Linked DNA regions of Homo sapiens: region 2 is linked to region 1. The links are chromatin loops, found by intact Hi-C in ENCODE. Cell type or tissue: natural killer cell. All regions are shown on one strand. Links, peaks and the distances in the headings refer to the core of each region. The heading gives the core; the rest is flanking DNA.

Evidence for each region. A loop is a pair of places that touch in the nucleus more often than their neighbours do. Peaks named below come from ENCODE experiments on the same cell type or tissue, not always from the same donor. Only the 100,000 strongest peaks of a DNase experiment are listed, where the experiment ranks them.
Region 2: a loop joins it to region 1, with 5 times the contacts of the local background. A loop is called at or near these places in 43 of 110 quality-filtered maps.

Annotation. Positions count from the first base shown.
Region 1 is chr11:73,960,464-73,969,500 of GRCh38, reverse strand. It overlaps DNAJB13 (DnaJ heat shock protein family (Hsp40) member B13), which reads right to left. Exons shown (of 8, transcript NM_153614.4): 4 at 4,466-4,623; 5 at 3,250-3,363; 6 at 1,043-1,156; 7 at 179-255. Among named protein-coding and RNA genes, the nearest start is that of DNAJB13, 14 kb to the right of the region's middle. RefSeq lists silencers at 4,733-4,822, 4,843-4,952. In natural killer cell, for the core only: a CTCF peak has its summit at 5,014 (motif pointing left); a DNase peak (open chromatin) is centred at 4,990.
Region 2 is chr11:74,085,023-74,096,006 of GRCh38, reverse strand. It overlaps C2CD3 (C2 domain containing 3 centriole elongation regulator), which reads left to right. Exons shown (of 33, transcript NM_001286577.2): 17 at 599-779; 18 at 2,008-2,191; 19 at 3,419-3,591; 20 at 5,071-5,194; 21 at 10,121-10,389. Among named protein-coding and RNA genes, the nearest start is that of C2CD3, 80 kb to the left of the region's middle. In natural killer cell, for the core only: no CTCF peak of the experiment used is centred there; a DNase peak (open chromatin) is centred at 5,126.

The DNA of each region.
Region 1 (9,037 bases), core at 3,319-7,318:
TTGCAGCCCACAGCTTGGCCAGTGTGGGTTCAGTTTTGGTCCTCTCTATCCCCTCAGCAGGGAACCCTTCTGCTGGGGGCAGCCTGTACAACTCTACTGGGCAGACCTGTCACACTACCACCTAAATCCCAGGCTAGCCCTTCTCTTGGCTACTGGGGCCCAAGGCAGATGGACTCACTGGATGATGTCATTGATGGGGATGTTGAGCAGACGGTCATCTAGGGTCCTCACCTCCACAGTGCAGCAGGTGAGAGCCTAGGGAGGGTCAGGGCCAAAGGTGGGGCTGAGGAGGGTCACCATGGCTCTCCTATTTAGAAGGCACCTTAGGAACCTGTCCAGTGCCAGACTGTGAGTTGGGCACAAGGGAGACGAGGCTGTTCAATAACTAATAGGTGAATGACCCATGCAATTTTCTGCACTGGCAGGAAAGATGGATGGATCTGGCAGGTAAGATGGATGTTGTATAAATGTAATGATGGAGACAGAATAAAAGCGTTTGTGGGAGCCAAGGAGAGGCCCCTAAACCATTCAGGAGTGGGGCAGGAAGTGGTAGCAGTGGTGGTAGCTATTGATGAGGACCCTATAGGGTCAGGTGAATAGACAGCATTCCAGGGAGAGGGCCCAGCAGAAATGAGAACGGAGGTGTGACAATGCGCCACACAGGCAGGGTGCTATGCGGCGAAGGGGCGGGAGTGCAGGGGAAGGAGTAAGCAGGGAGCAGATCGCAGAGGGCCTCCAGTGGCACAAAGATGTTTAGACAGGAGTGTGGCAGGGTCTGATGAGTGTGTGGCAGGATCCCTAAGGAGAAGAGCCTGGAGGAGATGAGAAGTGGGGAGGAAGGCCTGCTGCGCAGATCTGGTGTACAGATCCAGGCGGTGCAGATGAGCAGACGGGACCAAGTGGATGGTGATTTAGAGGGTGGAATCCACAGGGCTTAGTGACTGATGGCAGGTGGTTGTGGGAGGGGAGGCCAAGTCTAGGCCGGGGCAGGCAGGGCTCACTCTGATCTCCTCCCCGCTGCTCCTGCACTTTGCCCACTCACCTTGCCAAGAGGGATGGGGTTCACGAAGAAGAGGTTGTCATTCTCCCTGCGGAAGCGAGGGTGTAGCTTCTCCTTTACGATGAAAATGATGTCTGCTGGGATGATGTTGGGGCCCTGGGCAGGGGACGCCAAAAGGTGACAAGGACTAGTTGGCCGTGTGACCTTGGCCAAGTTCCTGCCTCTACTTGTCTCCATGTCTTCATCTGTACAATGGGGAGATGAGAGCAGGTTTTCTGGAAGGGCCTTTTCAGTTTGGCCCCCATAGCCCAGATGGATTAGAAGCCCGAGAAGCTTACCCAAATGAATCCCCCCAGAATTACTTCTGTACTGAGCATGCCCAAAATAGACACACTCAGCTGGAGGGGCGGAGAGGCTTCCTCAGACGGCAGGCAGGTGGAACACTAAGCTGGGCGTCAGGCAACTGCCCGTATGTCTCTGTCTTGCTAGTAACTCCAGGCATGACACCCCTGTCCCAAACTTCATTAAGTCACCAAAACTCTGCTGAGGTCTCTTCTGGGCGCTGGGGACAGAGGAATCAGACTGGCCCCTAACACTGACAGTGAATCCTCAGCACGCTCAAGACATGATAAAGGGAGGCCCAGAGGCTGGGGCTCAGAGGAGGCTGCCCAGAGCGGGGAACACTGGAGCTGGGTTTTGAAGCGTGTTTATTCGAAGTAGATGTTTTATTTGTATTTTGTCTGTTTGTTTTGTTTTTAGACAGGATCTCGCTCTGTTGCCCAGGCTGAAGTGCAGTGGCATGATCATACTTCACTGCAGCCTTGACCTCCTCGGCTCAAAAGATCCTCCTGCCTCAGTCTCCTGAGTATCTGGGACCACAGGCACACACTACCATGCCCAGCTAAATTTTTTATTTTTAGTAGAGACAAGGTCTCGCTATGTTGCCCAGACTGGTCTCAAACTTCTGAGCTCAAGTGATTCTCCTGCCTTGGCCTCCCAAAGTGCTGAGGCTATAAGTGTGAGCCACCAGGCCAGACCGGAGGTAGATGTTTCATAGGTGAGAAAGGGGGCAAAAAGTGCAGGCAAAGGAATGTGTCTTCCCTGGCTCTGAATGCCTCTTCTCAGGACTTAAGGATTCAGCACGCCTTGGACAATAAATTTATGTTTTTATTTAAATAGTATTTAATTTAAAATTATTATTAATAGGCCAGGCACGGTGGCTCACACCTTTAATCCCAGGCACTTTGGGAGGCCGAGGCAGGCGTATCACCTGAGGTCAGGATTTCGAGGCCAGTCTGGCCAACACGGAGAAACCCTATCTCTATAAAAATACAAAAATTAGCTGGGTGGCTGGGCGCAGTGGCTCACGCCTGTAATCCCAGCACTTTGGGAGGCCGAGACAGGTGGATCACCTGAGGTCAGGAGTTCAAGACCAGCCTGGCCAACATGGTGAAACCCCGTCTCTACTAAAAATACAAAAATTAGTCGGGTGTGGTGGTGCATGCCTGCAATCCCAGCTACTGGGGAAGCTGAGGCAGCAGAATAACTTGAACCCGGGAGGCGGAGTTTGCAGTGAGCTGAGATCGCACCACTGCCTTCCAGCCTGGGTAACAGAGCGAGACTCTGTCTCAAAAAAAAAAAAAAAAAAAAAAAAATTAGCTGGGCGTGGTGGCACATGCCTGTAGTCCCAGCTACTCAGGAGGCTGGGGCAGGATAATTGCTTGAATCCAGGAGGTGGAGGCTGCAATGAGCTGAAATCATGCCACCTCACTCCAGCCTGGGCGACAGTGAGACTCCATCTCAAAATAAAAATAAATAAATAAATAAATACATAAATAAATAAAATTATTATGATTAAATGGTTTCTGAGTAGCTCCTGTAATTGGGCTTTATTCTGAGAAGCACTGAAGAAAATCAGGAAAACACTGGAGTTCAGACTGGGATCTCCTTTCAGCTCCCATGTTCTTGCCCTGGGCAAGTCCCTTTCTTCTCTGGGCCCCCATTTCCCACTCTGTAAAATGGGGACAGTCCCTGGGCTGCCTGTTCACAGAAGCACTGTAAGGCTAAGGCTCTGTTCCTTGGAAGGAACATTAGGGATCCCATCTCACCCACTCTGCAGACTGGGCTCTCTACAGACCAAGGCTCACAGGGGCAGGAAAAAGTATTGCCTCCTTTCCCTTCCTTTCCTCCTCAGTCTTCCCACCGCCTGAGCTCAGTGACTGACCTGAGTCAGCTTCTTCCCCCCTCACCTGGTCCCCTTCCTTCTCAAAGGTGATGCGTGTGCCCTGCCTCCAACCGGGCTTCACATCAATGGTCAGGATCTTGTCCTTGATGGTGGAGGAGTACCCATCCTCGTTCAGCACCTATAGCAACATATCAGGTGTGGGGAGGTCTGCTTAGGACTTCCATGAGTACAGTCGAGATTTGCTCAGATTTTCATGAACACTCAGGTGACCTTTGCACACGTGAAAGATGCTCTATGGGATTTGTACTTGGGCTCAATCCTCTAGCAATGGGAAGAGCCTCCAGCAATGGGGAGAGCCTGCCCTGAGCCACTCCCACTCCCATCCTGTTGCCATGACAACCAAGAACTTATGATTCCAGTATGGCAGAGGATGCCATGAGACTGGGGCTGGGGGCTGAGATGCCAAGCAGTCACCATTAGTTGATCAAACACACAGCTCCAGCCCTGGCCACTAACAGATACATGGTGAAAATGTACTCCATTCCTCTCTCCAAATCCCAGAGGCCCGGCCCTGAGCCTCCAGCAAGTCTCTTAATCCCAAAGAGAGAAATGAAAGTCAACATATCTAAGCCTCCCCCAGTGCATTCCCCACTGGGGATCCTTCCACTCCCCAGTCGCATGTCCAGATGGGTTCCATCTGTGGAAAGCATGGCCGCATCGGCATCTCCTCTGCTGGGCAAAGGTGGAGGGGGCTTGCTCTTATGCCTGGCACAGGGCTGGGCCATGGGACAGGGCCAAGCCAAGGACTAGACATGAGGCACTGAGGGTCTTCCTCAACCCGTCACCTTGGGGACTATCTCCCAGCCCACCCTCCATGCCCACTGTTCTTTCTTATGCACGAGGCATGCACCCTGATGAAATCCTGGGAATATGGTCTGGTAAAGCCCAGAAGGAAGAATTCAGAAGAGACTCCTCCCATTCAGAGCCTTTCCAGTTCCCACGGGGATGGGGCTGAACTGAAAGAAAGGAAGGGAAAGAGCCTGTCCCAGTTGGGAAGGCTGCAGAGGGCACTCCTGCACTAGGAAAGAACCGGGCTAATGTCTTCAACTGTCCCTTCCGAATTTCAGATTCCGGAATTCTAACATCCTAGGTCTCTGAATCTAAGGTTCCATAATTCCATCAGAGACCATCCCTGAGTCCTCCCACCCAGGTAAGGGAGGAGGCAGCTGCTAGGCTGCAGGAGATAGGTGGCTCCCGGGAGGAGCAAGCTGAGTACTCACCCTTCTGGAGATCTTAATTTTTTTGGTGCAGCCAAAGAATAAGTCCTCCAGGGACAGGTAGAGATCCCGTTCGACTTGGGGGTCCTGCTTCTTGACCCCTCGGCCCTGGAGCCCCCCAAAGTTCAAATCTACCTCACTTCCTTCTGCATCAAAAAACTCTGCAGGAGGTAGGGAGAGGAGTAAGAGAAATTGTATCCAGAGACCCAGACATGCGCGCGCGCGCACACACACACACACACACACACACACACACACACACACACACACACAGCCTCCCTATCCAGATATGCTCCCCAACCTCTTCAGTGTCCTGTGTAACACCCAGCATCCTATAACCACCTCTCAGACTGGCCAAGCCAAGGAGCTGTCTTCAACTGCAGATGCAGTGATTATCATCCTTTGCCATTTCCCACTGCTTCACCTCCCCTTGGGACATTCCCCCCCCACCCCGCCCAACGCTTCCCCGTCTCTCTTATTCACAACTCGGATACCGTAACTCTGGCTGTCTCAGGAAAGGGAGGCACTCCCTCTGGTGGCCGCGCTCAGGAGTGCCAGAAGAGACTGCTGGTAGTCCTCGGCAGGAAGGTGAGAGCCTGCCAGTCCTCTCTACTCTTCCCCAGACTCCATAACCCTTCGCTGTCCAGCCCAGCCCAAGATTGCTAAAGACCCCAGACTCAAGTTTCTATAAAGCTGTCAGCTGAGATGGGGGAGGGAAAGGGTTGGTCCCTAACAATTTGAGAGGCCACCGGCATTCCCCAAACTCCTCTTTCCTCAATTTCTTTTGCCCCTGCCCAGCTCTGCACCCATAACCCCTCTTGCTGCCCCCATCCTTCCTCCCAGTGCAAAGACAGCCCCATCCTGGCTCTGCCCCTGATGTGCTGTGTGATCCGTGGGCTTCAGTGTCTTGGTCTGTGGGATGGGGTAATAATGCCTGACCTGCCTTCCACCATTAAGATGAAGAGCTAAAACTTGCTGAGAGCTTACTATGCGTCAGGTGCTATTTTTGGAACCTTACATTATTATTTCATTGGTCCAGGGAGCCCAAACAAAACGCTTAAGGTCCCGTAGCTAGTAAGCAGTAGAGTTGGGATCTGAACCACAGGACAATATGACTACGGAACCTGTGTCCTTAACCACTGTGCCACGCCGCATCGCTAGATGTGGAAGCCCCTCATAAGCTGTAAACTCGAGGGGCGCTATGGTTAAGAGTTTTCATATTCTGCCTCTCATGGTTAATGCCATGGAATGAACTTCACAGGCTAGAATGGTGAAATGACCTTAGGCAGGGATGGTGAGGTGACTACACTATGTCCCTCTAAGATGCGATGGGCAATCAAGAGGCCTGAATCTTCTGGTCCTCCTGTTGCATTGCTGAATTCACTTGTTCACCCAGACCTACAGTGTACCAGGCAGTAAACACCCCAATAGCCAGTCCACAGGAAGCCCAGCCCCTCAACCCTGCAGGGAGATGGGACTCAGGAACCCTTGGGGTGGAGCACTATGGCAGTATAGCTTCTGGGCACTGCCTGAGGAAGCCCAGACCCTGAGCCTGACCTTTCCCAATGAGCGATGCCCTGTAGACTCACTTGGCTCCTTTGAACTGAGACAGGTAGGGAGGCAAGGTCCACTGTATGGCATTTTTGGACTGCAAAGCCCCTTTCATTTTTTTTCTTTTTTCTTTTTTTTTTTTGAGACAGAGTCTCAATCTTGTTGCCCAGGCTGGAGTGCAATGGCGCAATCTCGGCTCACCACAACCTCCACCTCCTCGGTTCAAGCGATTCTCCTACCTCAGCCTCCTAAGTGGCTGGGATTGCAGGCATGCACCACTGTGCCTGGCTTTGTTTTTTTGTTTTTGTTTGTTTGTTTGTTTTTAGTAGAGATGGGTTTTCTCCATGGTGGTCAGGCTGGTCTTGAACTGCCGACCTCAAGTGATCCGCCGGCCTCAGCCTCCTGAAGTGCTGGGATTACAGGTGTGAGCCACCATGCCCGGCCGATTGCAAAGCCCCTTTTCATAAACATTATCTCATCTGATAATAGCCCTTGAGCCTTAATGATTATTTTGGCTATGTAATGGTTAGGAAGCTGGGGTTTCAGAGGGGTGAAGAAATTTTCCCAGGATCACACGGTTCACAAATGGCAGCGCATGGATTGGAAACAGGCCCGCTACTCGAAGCCCCTTGCTGTTTTCAGTCTCACGTGGAGCTTATAAACTCAGCTTCTTCTGGCAGACACGTGAGGGTGGCACAAGGTGGGAGCAATCTCTGAGGCAGAGGGGCTGTAACCCACATATTGGCACAGAAAAGAGAAGGAAAGAACTTATGAAGTTCAGAAAGGCTGAAGTATAGTCAGGGAGAAGGGGCAAGAGGTGTAGGAGAAAACAGGCAGTGAAAAATCTAGGCCTTATGTGGGTATAACTGGAGCCAGGAAGTCAGGTGTGAAGGTCTTTTCACTGCCTTTGCAAGATGATTCTGAGCCTCAGAAATCAACTCTTGGTCAGTTTGTCTCAGACCTGGAATCACGCACCCATCCACCTACTCAGCCATCCTTCCGCCTACCCAGCCATCCATCCGCCTACCCAGCCATCCATTCATTTACCCAGCCATCCGTCCGCCTACCCACCCACCCACCCACCATGTGCTCGTCTATTCATTCATACACCCACTCATCCATTCATCCATCTGTCCTTCCTTCATTTCATGCATCCACCCATCCACACTCACTCTTGTCAGATGCTAGGCTGGGATTTGGCTACGCTGAGATCAATCAGACCTGGAGGATCTCCCAGTCTGGTAGGGAGACAAGCATATTAGGGAAACTATAAATAGCACAAGAACTGTTTTAACTGCAAAAGAGACAAGAGGTATCTTCCCACAAATACAATATTAGCAAAAGACTGGGAAGAAACTACCCATCAATAAGACAGTAATTAAAAATAATAAATTAGACCTGGCATGGTGGCTCATGCCTATAATCCCAGCACTTTGGGAGGATGACGCAGGCGGATCACCTGAGGTCAGGAGTTCAAAACCAGCCTGGCCAGTCTTGAGTGGAAACCCCATCTCTACTCAAAATACAAAAATTAGCCAGGCATTCTGGTGCCCACCTGTAATCCCAGCTACTCGGGTGGCTGAGGCAGGAGAATCGCTTGAACCCAGGAGGCAGAGGTTGCAGTGAGCCAAGATTGTGCCACTGCACTCCAGCCTGGGCAACAGAGCAAGACTTTAATAATAATAAATTATAAAACATCCATGGTAGCCATGCTGGCACTTGGCATCTGCTCTGTCCTCCTTCTTGCATACCTTCCCTGCTAGAGAATCTGTAGAGCCAAAAGGAACATCCCCCAGACTCTCTTGCAGCTAAGGTTCTGGCTTTGAATTCTGTTCATCAGGTAGTTCCTGAGCTGCTTGGGAGGCAGGAAGAAGGCGGCAGGCATCTCTCCGTGGCTCTGTCTGGAGCTGGTGGGCACTGTTGTGGAGACACTAGGTTTTTCTGCAGCAGCCTTTGTGGGTCCACCCACGAGTTTCATGCCTGTCAGAGGCAAGTGAGGCAGCAGTTGCAGCTACATTCATGGTGTGCTCTGGAATGCAACGGTGACATTTCCTGATTCCTTCTTTGTGACTGTGGCAGAGACAGCAGCTCTCCTTGTGGGCCAGTTTAGAGGTGGTGTTCTTGGAAGATTTCCTACAGGGCCAGCTTACAGCCTTCTCACCCAGGCCTTTCAATGATTATTTCTTTATTTATGTATTTTATTTTTTTGAGACAAGGTCTCAATCTGTCACCCAGGCTGGAGTGCAGTGGCCCGATCTTGGCTCACTGCAGCCTCAACCTCCTGGGCTCAGGCGATTCTCCCACCTCAGCCTCCTGAGTAGCTGGAACTACAGATACACACCACCATTCCTGGCACATTTTTTTGTAGAGATGGGGTTTGGCTATGTTGCCCAGGTTGGCACCGAATTCCTACACTCAAGCAATCCAGCCACCTCAGCCTCCCAAAGTGCTGGGATTATAGGAGTGAGCCACCACACCTGGCCTCGGTGATTTTTTAAAGCACCTAATTCCCTGTTTTGAACCCCTTTCTGCTTCACGTGGCTAAAACAGTATTTGCTTCTGCAATGGATCCCTAATAGACATCTGTACAATGAAATCTTATGCAGATCTGTACATAGTATATAGATTTGCATGTAAGTGAATAAAGTAGATCTATATATAGTATAACATATAAGATAATCTCCAAGATATATTAAGTGAAAAAAAAAATCATTGTGTAAAATTTGGCCCTATTTCCTTAATAAAAGGCTTCTGTAAAAATAAATACAGCTCATACAAGCATGGCAAGTTTCTGGAAGGATACATAAACTGTTTACTAATAGCTGCTTCCCTAGTAGCTGCTTCTGAGGAAGAAAATGGAGGGCTCGGCCAGACACGGTGGCTCATGCCTGTAATCCCAGCACTTTGGGAGGCCGAGGTGGGCAGATCACCTGAGGTCAGGAGTTCAAGACCAGCCTGGCCAACATGGCGAAACCCTGTCTCTACTCTATGAAAAATACAAAAATTAGCTGGGCGTGGTGACTC
Region 2 (10,984 bases), core at 2,783-6,782, 130 kb before region 1:
TGGTGTTATACCCAACTGATTTGAAATAGTAATTAGTACCTGTTTGCTATTCTGAATGGCCAGACTGAGGAGTCCTGCTGGAATCGTGGATGCCACTGTCTGCTGTAGGCTATTAGTTTTCCTTTTTTTCTTAAATTATGATATTAGTTTGGTCTGGTGTTACCCTTCTTCCACTTCACTTCTCATTCCTTTGCTGTTCTAAATGTAGAATTTATTCTAAATTTACGATTTATTATTTTTCCTATGAAGGGAACAGCCTTCTATTCTTAGTATATTAAGAGCTTTTATCAGGAACAAATGTTGAATTTTATCAAATGCCTTTTCAGCATTTGTGTTAATCATTTTTATTGTTCCATTAATGCACTGAATTACATTTATGGATTTCCTAATATTAACCCAGTCTCATAGTCAAGAGTACATCCTGTTTAGCCTACTTACAGTGAGTAGTTGTGAGAGTTACAATGAAAATTAAGTGTCTATTTTAGTATCAACTAATTATACTTATCTCTTTATCTATACTCAGACTTCATAGAGAAGCAGAAATATTCTAAGCAAGTTACTCTTTAAAGCTCACCAGTGTTTCTGTTTCATTTAATAGGCAGAGGACCGAGGAAATGGACTGATGGAGCACTGCTTTGAGATCCATATAGAGATGGTTAAAGGGCTAGCCCCTCTTCAGGCAACAGTCTGGGGAGAAGCAGATTGTTATGTCCAGTACTACTTTCCAGTTCAACACTCTCAATCCAGTGTGCTGAAAGGACCTGAGTTCCTTGAAAATGGTAGGTTTAGATATTAGGCTTTCTTATTCTTATATGGTTCTTTTATTAGATTATACTTAAGAGTTTTTTTTTTCTGAGTGAATTTTGTGTTGTTGAATATTTCTAGTCTTACTGGGCAGTAAAACAGGAGATAGGCCAAGTTTTTTTTATTTTTTAACTATTTTTGTAGCTTTTTATTTTGATACAATTTCAAATTTACAAAAACCTGTAAAAATAGTACAAAGAACTTTGGTATACTCTTTACCTAGTTCTACCAATTATTTGCATTTGCCCTATTTTATATCCTTTACATGCCCACTCTTATCTATACACATAGTATAAGTTGATTCTTATTCCTCGCAGTAGTTCTGTTCTGTAAAGCCACCATGAACGCTGAATTAAGGAATACTGAACCACTGTTCCTAAGGGAAATATGTACATATACATATCTCACATAGATCATTATCTTAACTCCTAAAACAACTTACCCTGGTAGACTCTGTTTTCTTTATTTTATGAAAGAAAAAATGAGATTCACAAGCATTAAGTGACTTGCTTGGGGCTGCCCCACTAACAAGTGCCAAGGTTGGGATTCAAACCCCATCCTACTGTACCCAGATTGGAAGCTTCTCACTGCCTCCTACTGTCTCCATCTTCTGGTAGTCTCGGAGAGCTGAAACAAGAAGTCAAACTCGCTCACCTTTTTCTCACCTGGGAACAAACAGACCAGGTGACTCGAACTTTTTGCCATTCGGTGTATGTTCCAGAATGATTGCCAGAGTGCTGCCAGTGTTGATTTTGAGGTTCAAATAAGAGATTTGTATATACAGAATATATAAAGAACTCTTACAAATCAATCATTTCTTAAAAACCAATTAAAAAGTGGGCAAAGGATCTGAATAGACATTTCTCCAAAGATATACAAATGGCTAATAAGCACATGGAAAAATACTGAGCATCATTACTTATTTGGGAAATGCAAATCAAAACTACCAAGATACCATTTCATACTAGCTAAGGTGGCTATAATTAAAAAAAAAAAAAAAAAACCTAACAAGTGTTGGCACTTGTATGGCAATATATGAATTGTCCACCAGCAAGGTATCTTTTTCTTCTGTATTATCATGGGACCTTAGGGAACCATAACTACTAGGGAATTACTAAGTAATATTCACTGGAAGAACATGAAAGAAGAAGAAAACACTAAGTCATATGTTGGATTATTCTGAAATGCTTTTCTTTTCCAAAGGAATTACTCTGAAGCCCTTCAGAACTGCAACCACACTCTGTGTTCCAGATCCCATCTTTAATAGTGAACACCATCACTCTCTCCTGTTGCCAGCTGAGGTTCCAGTGCAAAGGCTCCTACTAAGTGCTTTCTCTGCACAGGGCCTCGTGCCTGGAGGTGGAGTCCAGTTTGAAATCTGGTGCAGGTACAGTGTGGAGACCCCAGTCCTATGCCTAGGAAGGAAGTGCACAATCATAAAGCATCCTACTCCTAACCAGCCTAGGTTGAATTATTGTAAGGAAGCTAAGCAGCCTCTTCAGCCCTGTTTTATGTTATTTGGATTTGACAGTGACTCTTGTCCAGTTTTTACTGAAGTCTGTTATTAGGATCTTATGACCCATTGTATCTCATATTTCTAATCACTACTTACATTGAAAGTGAAAGTTTTATTTATTTTACCTCCTATTATGTATTAAACATATCAATCACCTTTTTTGTGCGTCCCTTACTGCCTTATTTAGTTCAGGCCCTTTTCATATCTTGCCTAAATGACTGTGGTAGCCTCCTAACTGGCCTCCTACTTATAAACTCATTTCTTGTAACCTGTTCTTCCCACCACCAGAGGAACATTTATATTTATTTTATAAATATAATTTAATAATATAATTTATATATAACAAATATATAAATTATTATATTTGATTTATATTATAAAATATAAATCCACTCAATGTTACAGACATTGGAAGATTTCCAGGAAAATACTGGCATAAATACGGATGTTCAACCCACCCCTTTACATCTGCACCACCGACAAACCAACTAAAGTGCTTAAGAGAGTATAAATATAAGAGGAAAGGAAACAGCATCAGGAACAGAACTAGGGATGAGTACCATCCACATGCGAGAACACTTTCCTAAATACAATTAATTGTCAGTCAAGTACAAAAAAGATTTTTAAAACCACCTAGGTTTGAGTTACAACTTTGCAATCTAAGAATGGATTGTTTTGACATAAGAAGGAAATAGAGTAGGTACTGACAGATCCTCATTACCCTGGTAAATTAGAGGGGCTTCAGCATGAAGATGAGAGTAAGCCATGAAAGATATTGGGCCTACTCCACTTTGAACCACTTTTGCTGCTGCAAGATGGAAGCTTTCAGGAGTGGCCACCCCCGACAGGTTCAAGGCATGTACAGTTACCGCACAGAAAACTTGAGGGAAGCTAGGCTTTGTCCTGAACTCGGTATAATTTATGGAGTTCCTCCTCCACATAATGAGTGGTAAATTTAGCCAGACACCATAGCTGCGTACTACCAACACAGAACAATCAGGCACCAAAGATAACCAGGTAGTGAAGGCTGATCTGTGGGGCAGACTGAATCATTTATCACCTAATTCTTCTGACAACGTGTGCTTTTGTGGTTTACAGATACTATTATCCTAATGTGAGAGACCAGAAGGTCGCCAAAGGAACCTTGCCATTATCAAGGATCTGTGCTATGGTAACCACCCAGCATCGTGAGGATGTGGGAATACAGACCTTTAATCTCCCTTTAACCCCCAGGATTGAGAACAGGAAAGAATTGAGGAACCAGTCATCAGGTAATTGAAAACAAGTTTGTCTTTTTCTTTCAAAATCAGTATACATAAAAATATATAAAATAGCCGGGTGCGGTGGTTCACACCTCTAATCCCAGCACTTTGGGAAGCCAAGGCGGGTGGATCACCTGAGGTCAGGAGTTCGAGACCAGCCTGACCAACATGGAGAAACCCCGTCTCTACCAAAAATACAAAAAAATTAGCCAGGCATGGTGGCCCATGCTTGTAATCCCAGCTACTTGGGAGGCTGAGGCAGAAGAATTGCTTGAACCCAGGAGGCAGAGGTTGCAGTGAGCCAAGATCAAGCCATTGTACTCCAGCCTGGGCAACAAAAGCGAAACTCGTCTCAAAAAAAAAATATATATATATATACACACACACACACATATATATATATAAAATATACAGTATACATAAACATCCCTTTTCTCTCTAAATTAGTGATTCTCCACATTTTGAGGGATTTGCCCTTTTGAGGATCTGATGAAAACTGTAAGACACCTTGTCTTGGAAAAAATGAGTATAGAATATACACTGCCAATTTTGTATACAATTCTAGAAAACTCATAGCTCCATGGAGTCTATGTAAATGTTGCTTGTCTCATTTCACCTTTAACTTCAGCAAGCATTTTATAAGCCCTCATGCCATAAATTCTAAGCATTATATGGTACACTCAGAGAATTGTTATTCCAAGCCAACATGAGCAGATAGGGGATTGGTAGAAGATAGCATGAACCAGGAATTCACTGTAAGGGAGGAGAAGGCTAGGGTTTAAAGTTAGGAGAGGATTAATTCGAATTTGGAGATTTGAATGATATTACATCCTAATGCTTCCAGCAGGATGGTGTACCCTCTAAATTTATCATCAGATAACGAAGTTTAGCCTCCTATATCAAGTTGCTGTACATGCTTGCTAAAGAGTATCTGCCAAAACAATAGGTTTTATGTCACCATAATTAAGATTGAGTTGTTTCTCCTGACCCTCCCTGATCAGCTTATTCTGTTATTCCATAAAGCTGTCCCTGAAATGTGACAGTAGGATGATAGAGGTTTTATAAAAAGGTAGCATGAGAAGGATATTTCAGGTGGTGATGGTAGGAGGGTGATAGAAGTATGTGAGGTGTGGAAACCGTTTGAAAGTTTAAAAAGAAAATGGCTAGAGCCCATCTCAATTCTATAAACATAATTGGGGGTAAAAAGAAATCTGGAGTTAAGTTCTGCCTTCAGTAGTTGTGTAATCTTGGCAAGGAATTAAATCTCTGAACCATAATTTCTTGAATGTAAAGTAAATTAGTAACCTGTTAAACCTTTATTAACCTTAAAGAATAACAATGTGATTATGACAAGGACAGATTCTCTCATTGCCCTTATTGTTCGTTGTAGTGTTAATCCTCTTCCATCCTTCCTGACCAAAACTTTGTGGTTTGGTGGAACAGAGATTCTTCTGACCAACCTTCTTTCCTTGTGTCCTCATTCTTCAGGTTTACTGGATGTGGGCCTAAGGTACAGGCGTAGTCCAAGAACAGCAGAGGGAGTTCTTGCTGCCCGAACTGTTTCCATCTCAGTCCAGATTATCAGAGCCTGTGGTCTGCAAGCAGCAGCCAAGTAAGTCCACCTGAGACAAGCAATTCTCAAGCCTTTTACACTGCAATCATTGTAAAATAATGCTCAGATATGCAAAACTTTCTTAGGTATAATTTCCAGTTCACTAACCACAACTCCTCTTTTTCTGTTAATAAAGCATTTCAGAATATGAGTAAATCACTTGCAAACGTTGCTATTTTAACTGTTAGCAACTTACCTCCTTGACCTTGCCCAACAATTTTATCCTGTGCCTTTCTTAACAACTTAGTCTTATGGCCATACCCTACACCATCAAACCATGCCATACCCAATCACTGCAACTCCTGTGTAATCTCACTTCATTCCTTTCAGTCTCTGAGTACTACCTCCTATTTTTCCAGCTTGCACCCCTTTAGTCTGTTCTCAACATAGTAGCCAGTGAACCTATGAACACTTAAGTCTAGCTTTGTCGCCCAGGCTAGAGTGCAGTGGCGGGATCCTCATTACTGTGTTGGTCAGGCTGATCTCGAACTCCTGACCTCAAGTGATCCACCCGCCTCAGCCTCCCAAAGTGCTGGGATTACAGGCGTGAGCCAGTGCACCTGGCCTATGTTTGATCTTATTCAGAGTAAAAACCAGAGCCCTTAAAATGGCTATGAGACCCCATATGATCTAAACCACGTGCCCCACCCCCCATCTATCTTTGTGATCTCATCTCCTGCTAGTCTGCCCTCTGCTTACTCCACTCCAGCCACAACCCCCATGTTGCTTCTGAACACACCAAGCATATTTTCCTCTCAAGGCCTTTGTCTTGCTGTTTTCTCTGCCTGGAACACTATTTCTCTAGAAAAACAGCACAGCCCTTTCCCTTACCTCCTTCAGGTCTTCACTCATACTTCTCTCTGCCTTGAATATTCTTCTTCCTTTTGTCTACTTAACAAACTCCTATTTTCCTTCAAGACTTTGCAACATCTTTACAGTCTCTCTTTATTTCTTTGTACGTGTAGGCAGAGTTGGTGGTTTTTCCTTTGTTAACACCTTGGTTGTAGCACATATTCTGTTTCAATTATTGGCATACATGCATTTTTCTCCCACTAGGCTGTGAGTTCCTCTAGTCAGAGATACTGCCTGAGCTCCTCTCCATCCTTCTAACCTCCTAGCATAGTTCTAGCATATAACAGGCACCCAGTAAGAAAGAGAACTAGATCAGGCTCCTGCTTCAGACTGACACCCTTTGAACAAAGAAACAGACAAGTGCTCCCTAACTTTTTCCCTGTTGTAGCTGAGGGTCAAACTGTTCACCTATAACTTTATGGTCTCCAAATAAGAAATTGCATTATTGTGTGAGATCTGATGCTGAAGAGCTAAGATACTCAGTGTAGTTAATATTGTTCCTCACTAAATTCTCCACGTAGACTCTTTCAGTTACTGCCCAAGAACATCTTAGTGTTAGTGAAGGTGATGTCAAGACAGGTTGGTTTTGGGTTTTGTTTTTATGTTTGTTTTGGTTTTTGGTGTGTTTCGTTTGTTTGTTTGTTTAATTTCAACTTTTTATTTTAGATACAGGGGTACATGTGCAGATTTGTTATATGGGTATGTCGCATGATGCTAAGGTTTAGGGTACAGATCCCATCACTGAGACAGTAAAGCAGTTTTATAATCATACCACTTCCTTACATTAAAACTTGATGATTTCCCATTGTTGATAGCAGTGATCTCATAATTTTAATTATGCATTCCTATTAATAAAAAAGGTAGCATACCCTTTAAATATGTACATATTTACTCATGTATAAATCATCTTCATGTACTGCTATACTCATATACAAAATATATTCTAAGATATACCATGGAATAGAAAAACTTTAATATATGAGATAACCAATATAGTTTATCCTATGAACCTCCTAAGTTGTATACAGCCTTCTTTAGGGATCATTGGTCCATATAATAAGGTCCAACTTCCTTAGCTTGGCATTCAAGCCCCTTCAAAATAAATCTGAGTCTTAAAAGAAGAATAGTAGTTATCAAGATACCCAAAAGGGGTGAAAATTATTTTGGTGAAAGAGAAGAACATGTGCAAAGGCAGGGAGGCATGAAACTTGTGTTTTTGGAGTACCTCCTCAGTCTCAGATCCAGCCAACATCAGAATTCTTCAATATGGCATTAAATTAACTAGCATTTAATTGGCAGAGAAGGACTCAGAATTTAGATACTCAGTAGATCTCAGAGAGGGCAGATAACAAGTCGGAAACTCAGTAGTTGCTCTGTCTGAGGACTCATGAGGAAAGTCAGATTGGATGACAGGCAGTTTGTTCTAAATCTCCCATTTGGTCTGTGTCATATATTCAAGGAGGGAGAACAAGAAGCCAGGCCAGTTCTGACACAACACTCTTCTGGTAGGTTGGGAGAGGTTCACAGGATGTGAGACAATGCATGGTATAATGGACACAGAACTGTTCTAGAAATCAGACACTATAGCTTCTAGTCTCACCCCCATCTCCTACTAGCTGTGTATGATTTGGGGCTGATTTCTTTACTTCCATGAGCTTCGGTTTCTTCATCTGAAATGGAAATTTTAAATACCTACCCTGATTTTGTAGGGATCAGTGTAAAAATTAACAAATATGAAGTCATTTTATAAACTACAAACTATTGTACAAATATACAGATTTTTATGATTACTTCCACTTGTATAGATAATTGTGACCTCTATTTGCCAGTAAAATCAGAGAAGTAAATTTTGCATTGCCTCTTACTGAAAAGAATTCTTGATGTTCTAAACTTACCCCTCTTGAATCCTTACGCTGGCATCTAGATAGCAGGTGCTGTAAATTAGTCTTCTCTCATCAAGAAACACCAGCCTCCATCTTACCTGCCAGTGGTCTTCCTGAAAATACATTGTTGGTGCCTATGTAAAGTAGGCACTTCTTACTGACTTGCTTCTTCTAACTCACCTGATCTTTAACTCAGAGTGAATAGAACCTTTCTTGGACATAGCCAGTAGTCTTTAAATGCCGTGAAGCTAAGGAATTGAGGCTACTTCACTACTATATATCCAGCTGAGCCCAAGGCATGACACACAGAGCAGATACCCAGCAAATAACGACTGAATGAGTGAATTCAAACCAGCTTGGGGCCCAAGCCTTTCTGCCATCTCACTGCCATCTCTGAAAGTTCCCTATTAAGAGTCCTTCACTGTCCATATGCAAGTTCTTTCTTTTGTATATATTATCTAATGTTATCTTTACAACACCCTATGAGTATTTTATCCTCATTTTTTTTTTTTCGAGATGGAGTTTCACTCTTGTCGCCCTGGCTAGAGTGCACTGGTGCGATCTCAGCTCACTGCAACCTCCGCCTCCTGGGTTCAAGCGATTCTCCTGACTCAGCCTCTGAGTAGCTGGGATTACAGGTGCCCGCCACCACGCCCGGCTAAGTTTTTGTATTTTTAGTAGAGATGGGGTTTCGTCATGTTGGGCAGGCTGGTCTCAAACTCTTGACCTCAGGTGATCCGTCCACCTCAGCCTCCCAAAGTGCTGGGATTACAGGCGCGAGCCACCGCACCCAGCCTATCCTCATTTTTTAAGCTACTGCTAGCATTCAATTTATTTTCACCCCATTTTTCCTAGGCATAATATATACTTCATGGTATACTATTGTATGGATGCACATTAATCTTCTGTTAATGATAAATCATCTATTAATGATCATTAACGATAATGAAAAGGAAAAAGTTTTTCTTTTTTTCTTAGAAATGAAATTGCAGTAAGCATCCAAATATATAATATACATCTTTAGTATTTATATACTATCTTATGTTAACCTCATCTTAGTGAAGAGGAAACTGAGACTTAAAGGAGGTTGAATAACTTATCCAGAGTCACATGGTAAGTAAATGGTGGAGCCAGCATTCAAACCCAGATCTGTATAACTCCAAATTACTACTCTCTATGAAGTACAGTAAGGTTTTAACAGGAAGGAACCCAGAAGTCTACTTTAGGGATATCAAGAAATGCTTCAAAAATAGGTGATTTCTTTGCCTAGATGTCAACTCTATCGCCTTGGGGAGTTTAGGGAAAGGGGGTTTGTCCCATACTGTAGCTACACCCAAATGACTTGACTACTCTTTATGAGTGTCGTTAAAGGCGTGTAGATTCCATTTATACATCATGGAACATCTGTGCTGAGAAAGATAAAAGCAGCCCCAGACTTCTGGGAATTGGGCCAAAATTCATAGGTAGGCTTTGGTGTTTTCTTGTTGACCATAAGTAATCTTACAGAACATCAGCATCAGACAAGATCACTGTATGACTATGATGAAGTGAGACAAAAACAAGACAGCTCCATCATCATGTCTAAGCACAGACCAAAACGAGGTCACTTATGCAAACCATAGAAACAGCCAACATCCTCCTGTCTGGCTAAAATGAGTGACAGCTGCTGCTTCACCAGTTATAGCTTTAGCTTTACTCTAGTATTCCCTCCGTCTAGATAAGATTCTTTAAGAAAATCAATCCAGAGCAAAGCCCTGCTCCTTTAAGCCCTCACTCAAGTCAGCTAACACAAGTCCAATGCTGATAAGCCCTTTCTGATACTTCTCACTGAGATGTACTATGGTTCCCCATGGTGTATATTTTCCTTAATTGCAATGAGCAGTAAACCCAGCTTGTTCAACTAGAGTTGGTTCCTGTGGTCCTTGACTTAAGAGCATTGACAGGACAGTGGGTCATCCTCAGAGTCACTCTGATGGGCAGATGTTATCCCCTCCACTCCCATATACATATGCCATGATATCTAGATTACTAAGAAAGCCCATTGTGGCACTGCCAAAAGCCTAGATAGAAAGCATATAGTTGGTTTTATTCTTGGTGGTCTCATAGAAGTAATGAAGTTATTTTCTAGAAAATCAAGCTGATTTCTAATGTTACCATGGTATCTTCTCATTTCCACCCTTCTCCTCTACAGGGCTTTGGCTGAACGGGAACCCGCTCTACAGTTTAGTGCCACAGTCGGGGTCAATGCCTCTGTCACCACTCATCTCTCCTTCCTGCCCCAGGGAGAACAGCGCCGAACCCACCCTGTGGCCTGTTCTTTCTGCCCTGAGTTCTCCCATCACGTTGAGTTCACATGTAACTTGGTGACTCAGCACTGTAGTGGAGAGGCCTGTTTCCTAGCAGAGTTGTTGGAGTTTGCAGAAGTTATTTTTGCTGTCTATCATGAAAATACCAAGTCAGGTGAGCACCATATGACTTGTCACAATCAAAATTAAAAGAGGCTGCATTGTGAATAGTATAGCCCTTCCTAGGAGATACATACTGCAGTATTTAAAGGTGAGGAGTCATAATCTCTGCAACTTATTTCTGAAAGATATAGCAAAAAATAAGGATATGTACTAAGTATGTAAGAGAAAGATAGTGTAGAGAGAAATAAAGCAAATGTGTCAGTGTTAATGGGTGTATCGAGATGAAGGGTGTGTAGGAGTTCATTATTATATTTTTGCAACTTTTCTGTATACCTGAATTTTTTTCAAAACATTTAATTTAAAAAATGGGCTGGGCACAGTGGCCCAAACCTATAATCCCAGCACTTTGGGAGGCCGAAGTGGGAGGATCACTTGAGCCCAAGAGTTCAAGGTGCAGTGAGTTATGATTGCACCACTGCATTCCAGCCTGGATGAGAGAGTGAGACCCTGCCAAAAAAAAAAAAAAATGAAGGCATTCAGGCTTTGATTGGGGCATGAGCAAGAGCAAGATAATCTCTAATGCATTTTACAAAACTAAGATTTAGTGCATATAAGGGGAGGGTTGTGTGGATATACTGTAAACTAGC